2 separate regions of the Homo sapiens genome follow, and region 1 is linked to region 2. A link is an interaction called in ENCODE POLR2A ChIA-PET data of the cell type or tissue named here. Cell type or tissue: endothelial cell of umbilical vein. All regions are shown on one strand. Links, peaks and the distances in the headings refer to the core of each region. The heading gives the core; the rest is flanking DNA. Region 1 has its middle 40 kb from the start of TIAM2. Region 2 overlaps TIAM2 (TIAM Rac1 associated GEF 2).

Region 1 (2,909 bases), core at 300-2,799, 61 kb after region 2:
CTCAGGCAAATCATGAACTGCTAGTACCAGTGAGTGCAGCTGGTAAGAATAAAGTAATGATGGGGCCGAGTGTTGTGGCTCAGGCCTGTAATCCCAGTACTTTGGGAGGCCGAGGCCGGTGGATCACCTGAGGTCAGGAGTTCAAGACGAGACTGGCCAACATGGCGAAACCCCATCTCTACTAAAAATACAAAAATTAGCCAGGCATGGTAGCAAGAGCCTATAGTCCCAGCTACTCGGGAAGCTGAGGCAGGAGAATCACTTGTACTCAGGAGGTGGGAGGTTGCAGTGAGCCAAGATGGGGCCCACGGCTGGCTGCTTGTCCAGGCCTTGGCTCTCTCCTGCCAGATGGTCCTACAGACTTGCCTGTGCCTTGGGTTATGAGGAGGGAGACATAGTGTGGTTGGCTCAGCATAATCACAACATGGACCCATGGAAAAACAGGAGCATCCACAAGAGGGATACCTGAGGCTGGAGCTCTGCCGGGGAGAAAAGGTGATGACAAAGAAAGATAGGAGAGCTGGGCATGGTGGCCCATGCCTATAATCCCAATACTTTGGGAGGCTGAGGCAGGAGGATAACTTCAGCCCAAGAGTTCAAGACCAGCCTGGGCAACATAGCAAGACTCCATCTCTAAAAAAAAATAAAAAATTATCCAGGCATGGTGGCTCATGTCTGTAGTCTCAGCCACTTGGGAAGCTGAGGCTGCAGTGAGCCAAGATCTCACGACTGCACTCCAGCTTGGGTGACAGAGCGAGACCCTGTCTCAACAACAACAAAAGAAGAAAGGAGCCATAAGAAATAGGGCTTCATGGAAATATGTCTTGTCAAAGGGAGAAGAGGGAGAGTAAAGTGCAAAGACGAAGGAGAGAGGCCAGGCACGGCAGCTCACACCTGTAATCCCAGCACTTTGGGAGGCCAATGCAGGCGGATCACCTGAGGTTGGGAGTTTGAAACCAGCCTGACCAACCTGGAGAAACCCCGCCTCCACTAAAAATACAGTATTAGCTGGGCATGGTGGTGCATGTCTGTAATCCCAGCTACCCGGGAGGCTCAGGCAGGAGAATCACTTGAACCTGGGAGGCAGAGGTTGCAGTGAGCCAAGATCACACCATTGCACTCCAGCCTGGGTGACAAGAGCGAAACTCCATTTAAAAACAAAACAAAACATTAAAAAAACGAAGGAGAGAATGCCGTTTGGGAATTACTCAAGGCAGCTCTTTCCCTTTTTTTTTTTTTTTTTTTTTTGAGACCAGTTCTTGCTCTGTCACCCATCCAGGCTGGAGTGCAGTGGTGTAACCATGGCTCACTGCTGCCTCAACCTCCCCAGGCTCAACTGATCCTCCCATCTCAACCTCCCAAGTAGCTAGGACTACAGGCATGCACTGCCACACCCGACTAATTTTTGTATTTTTTGTATAGATGGGTTTTGTCATGCTGCCCAGGCTGGTCTTTAATTCCTGGGCTCAAGTGATCTTCCCACCTCAACCTCCCAAAGTGCTGGGATAACAGGCATGAGCGACTGCTCCCAGCACCCTTCCCATCCTTGATCTCTCCATGCGGATGCTCAATGCGCTTTGAGGGAAGCCTCAATGTGCTCTGCAAACCCTTAAGTCTGTGAGTGCGTGTGTGGCTATGGAGTAGGGGTTGCAGGCGAGTTTGCACGCCTCGGCAGGAAGGGGCTGGCACTTACCTGCTTATTCTCCCTGGGCTCAGATGCTCAGGTGAGGGAGAAAACCCAGGCGGGCTGCTGTGGGGTTTGTACCTAATACTAAGGGGTCTACCCCAGGTGCACACTCACAAAATCTCATTCAGAGTTCAAAGAGGTAACAAAAGGAACGTGTGTGTGTACCGCATGCGCGCCCACAGTGTGAGTTTGGCACACATGAAGACATATGCCCATATGTTTACCCTCTCAAATTTTCCAGTGCAAATTAGGAGGCTGGTTCTAATAACATGGCAATAAAACATCAAGCGTCTGTGCTACAGTCTCTCACCAGGCATGGGAAAATGGTTTATCTTGGATCCCGGGGCAGCCACTAATGTAATGAGAAACTAATAGATGGAGGAACCATCCAGACACAGTTTCAAGGCCACAGAATTTTTCTTCTTATCCACAACAAAGTCTCAGGAATGCAAGACCACAGGCACAGGCTGGAAAACTGCACAGAAGTGGAGTTCTCCTGATGGGAGAGATTCACACGGCAGCCTCGGTTCACAGAGGTTTCATATGGAATTTCTCTGTGGAGGGTTGTACAGGAAGCAGCTGAGTGGAACTCTTAAAATGAGAGCACGTTACAGAAAGACTCCAAAACTATGACTCTCATCTCACCTGAAGACAACCGCTCCTTTTTCATGCATTTGACAAGACCATTTTCATATCAGTCAGGCATTTAACTTTCATGTTCATATAAAAATTCAGTACTTTTACCAATAACAAGAAGTTTTGGTTCTGGGGTTGTTTTTTGTTTTTGGTATAGTTGGGGGTTTTGCTGTGTTGTCCAGACTGGTCTCAAACTCTTGACTTCACACGATCCTCTAACCTTGGCCTCCCAAAGTGCTGTGATTATAGGCAGGAGCCACCACATCTATCCTAACAAGAAGTGTTTTTGTGGCGTTTTTTTTCTGTTTGTTTTTTAAGACAGAATCTTGCTCTGTTGCCCACTGTGGAGTGCAGTGGCGCTATCATAGCTCACTCCAACCTCGATCTCCTGGGCTCAAGCGATCCTCCCACCCTCAGCCTCCAAGTAGCTGGGACCACAGGCACGCACCGTCACGCCCAGCTAATTTTTCTTATTTTTAGCAGAGACAAGGTCTTGCTTTGTTGCCCAGGCTGGTCTTGAACTCCTGAGCTCAAGCAGCCCTCCGGCGTTGGCCTCCCAAAGTGTTGCGATTACAGGCATGAGTCA
Region 2 (2,909 bases), core at 171-2,670:
AAGCAGTAGTGACAGGAAGCAAGGACTTATATCAACCACTGAAGCTGCTGCCCCACCCAAGCTCTCAGCTCTCAGGGACCCTAGACCCCATGTCATCTACCCTGGTCTCCCCAGCCCCTTTCACAGGGGTCCTTCTGAGACAATGTGTCTCCCTCTACCAGCTGCAACCCATTTATCCCCACTCATTTCCACAATCACGTCATTACCAACCTGAAGCCCCTTGCCCCTCAGTTTTCCTGGATAAGCCTTATTAGCCTATAGAAAGTAAACTGCCAAAGTCCCATCATTCCATCCCTGCTCCTGGACCAGCCAGACTCCTCGGGAGACTGCCTTTCAATATCACCGAATGCGGTGGGCAAGGAGGGAAAACTAGGAATTCTAGTCTCGAACTTTCCCACAGCCCTGCCTGTGAGTTCCTGCTCTGTTTACTGACATATTAATTCTCTGTCATCTACATCAGATCAACTTTTTGAATGTACTCAAGTATCCGAAGCCACTCCAAGGCCCCTTCATGCTCAGGTGATATCCCTGCCTCCCAAGTTATTTTATTTATTGATTTTTATTTATTGATTTTTATTTTGAGATGGAGTCTCGCTCTATCACCCAGGCTGGAGTGCAGTGGCATGATCTTGGCTCACAGCAACTTCCGCTTCCCAGGTTCAAGCGATTCTCCTGCCTCAGCTTCCCGAGTAGCTGGGATTACAGGCACACATCACCACACCTGGCTAATTTTTTTGTATTTTTAGTAGAGACAGGTTTCACCATGTTGGCCAGGCTGGTCTTGAACTCCTGACCTCAAGCAATCCACCCGCCTTGGCCTCCTAAAGTTCTGGGATTACAGGCATGAGCCACCAAGCCCAGTCGAGCAGTCTGGTTTTTTTAATTTACCATTTAAATGTAAATACCATTTAAATTTAAATGTAAATACCATTTAAATTTAAATTTACCATTTAAATGTAAATACCATTTAAATGTAAATACCATTTACATTTAAATTTAAATATAGTATTCCCATACTACCAATCTCTCTCCTCCCAAGCACCATTAACATCTACACAATAATTTTTTTATCCTTTTATGTTCTACAAAAATGGGATTATAGTATACAAGGTTCTTGCCTTTTCTTTTCTCATGGGAATCCTTCCAGGTCAAGTGCAGAAATCCAAGGCATGGACGTGTGACATCTTATCCAACTGTTCCTCTGTCGAAAGCATCCACTTAGTTTCTAATTCTTTGCCACTACAAACAATGCTGCAATAAATATTCTTGTGCAAACAAATTACATACAGCTGCTTTTATTTCTATGGGAGAGAGTCCCAGGGGAGGAACTGCTGGGTCAAAGGCTATGTGTGTTTGAAATTTTAATAGACTCTGCCAGAACTCTTTCCAGAATGGTTATTCCCACCAGCAACGCTTGAAGATCCCCTGCCAGCAAGTATTGTTGCCTTTTAAAATTTTTGCCAGTCTTGATGGTCTGATGTACATTACATAAAGGTTTGTTTGGAGTTTTTTTTTTTTTTTTTTTTTTTTTTTTTGGTTTTTTGAAACAGGGTCTTGCTCTGTGGCCCAGGCTAGAGTGTAGTGGTGCCATCTTGGCTCACTGCAACCCCCGCCTCCTGGGTTCAAGAGATTCTCCTGCCTCAGCCTCCCAAGTATCTGCAACTACAGGTGCCCACCACCATGCCCAGCTAATTCTTGTATTTTTAGTAGAGACAGGATTTCACCATGTTGGCCAGGCTGGTCTCAAACTCCTGACCTCAAGTGATCCATCTGCTTAGGCCTCCCAAAGTGCTGGGATTACAGGCATGAGCCACCGCGCCCGGCCTAAAGTTTAAAAACTCTCCCTCACCTCCCATCCTGCTCAAAACTTATTTAATAATTCTCTTTTTCGACAATTCTTTCTGAGTCCCCTTCTCTGCCTCCTATTCTTCTTCCACCTCCAAAATTTAAGCAGAAAACAAGGCTCTTGCCTGTCTTTTTTGCCTCTCTTTGCACATCCTTCTTTGACAATTTCATTATTTCTCATGGTTTCAGTCATCCCCTCTAAGAGATGAATCTGAATCTACATACCCAGCCCAGACCTGTCTCTCTTGAGCTCCAGATTTCTAACTGCTCACGAGGCACTTCCCATAGAGCCTGCTGACACCTCAGAAATCAGAAGAATCAAACCCAAACTCTCCTTGACTTGACCCAAATGTAATCTTCCCCCAACTCCATTAGTAGAGTAGCATCATCCTTACCACAGGTACACAGGCTTGAATGCCCAGTGTCATTTTTTACCCCTCCCTATGCTTTGCCCCCATATCCAGCCAGCTGCCTCATCTGGACGGTTCTCTCTCCTCTTTCTTATCCCCCCTGTGCGGACTCTCTGCACAGATCACCAGGACTCCTGCAGTAGCCCAGCTGGAACCCCCAGCTCCAGCATGCACACCCTACTCTGCCAGTCCAACCCTCCAACACCTCCCCACTTGCAGACCAAGTTAAACCCAGACATCCTAACCACACTTTCAAGCCCTTACCAGCTCTTGTTCCAGTCTGCCTCTCCAGCCTCCTGACGGACAACTCATACTCCAAACTCAACATGAGCCTGCCCCATTGCTTGTAGCCTAAAGGAAATTCTTTTCTCATAGGAGAAGAATTTGCAAAGAAGGAATCAGAAAGGTAAACAGATGCTTACTGCAATTCCCTCTGCTGCTCTGGCCCTATCTCTGCCAAGGAAATGTCTTTCTCTCTCATACTTTTAAAAAGGAAAAATATTTGGCAGGAAAAATTAAATAAGTAAATGAACCACATAATATAAAATGACAAGAACTCACAATTGAGTGTACGTAGATACTCACAAAAAGACCAAAAACTAAAGACAAAAGAACAGGAAAACCATCCACCAGAGTCAAAAGCATCCTATATTG

Evidence for each region. ChIA-PET counts read pairs that join two places held together with the same protein. Peaks named below come from ENCODE experiments on the same cell type or tissue, not always from the same donor. Only the 100,000 strongest peaks of a DNase experiment are listed, where the experiment ranks them.
Region 1: POLR2A ChIA-PET joins it to region 2 with 6 read pairs; 2 of 35 experiments call an interaction of 5 or more read pairs at or near these places.

Annotation. Positions count from the first base shown.
Region 1 is chr6:154,953,731-154,956,639 of GRCh38, reverse strand. No RefSeq gene overlaps it. Among named protein-coding and RNA genes, the nearest start is that of TIAM2, 40 kb to the left of the region's middle. In endothelial cell of umbilical vein, for the core only: no CTCF peak of the experiment used is centred there; no DNase peak of the experiment used is centred there.
Region 2 is chr6:155,014,571-155,017,479 of GRCh38, reverse strand. All of the region lies in intron 1 of TIAM2 (TIAM Rac1 associated GEF 2), which reads right to left. Among named protein-coding and RNA genes, the nearest start is that of TIAM2, 21 kb to the right of the region's middle. In endothelial cell of umbilical vein, for the core only: no CTCF peak of the experiment used is centred there; DNase peaks (open chromatin) are centred at 1,299 and 2,649; H3K27ac peaks cover 235 bases.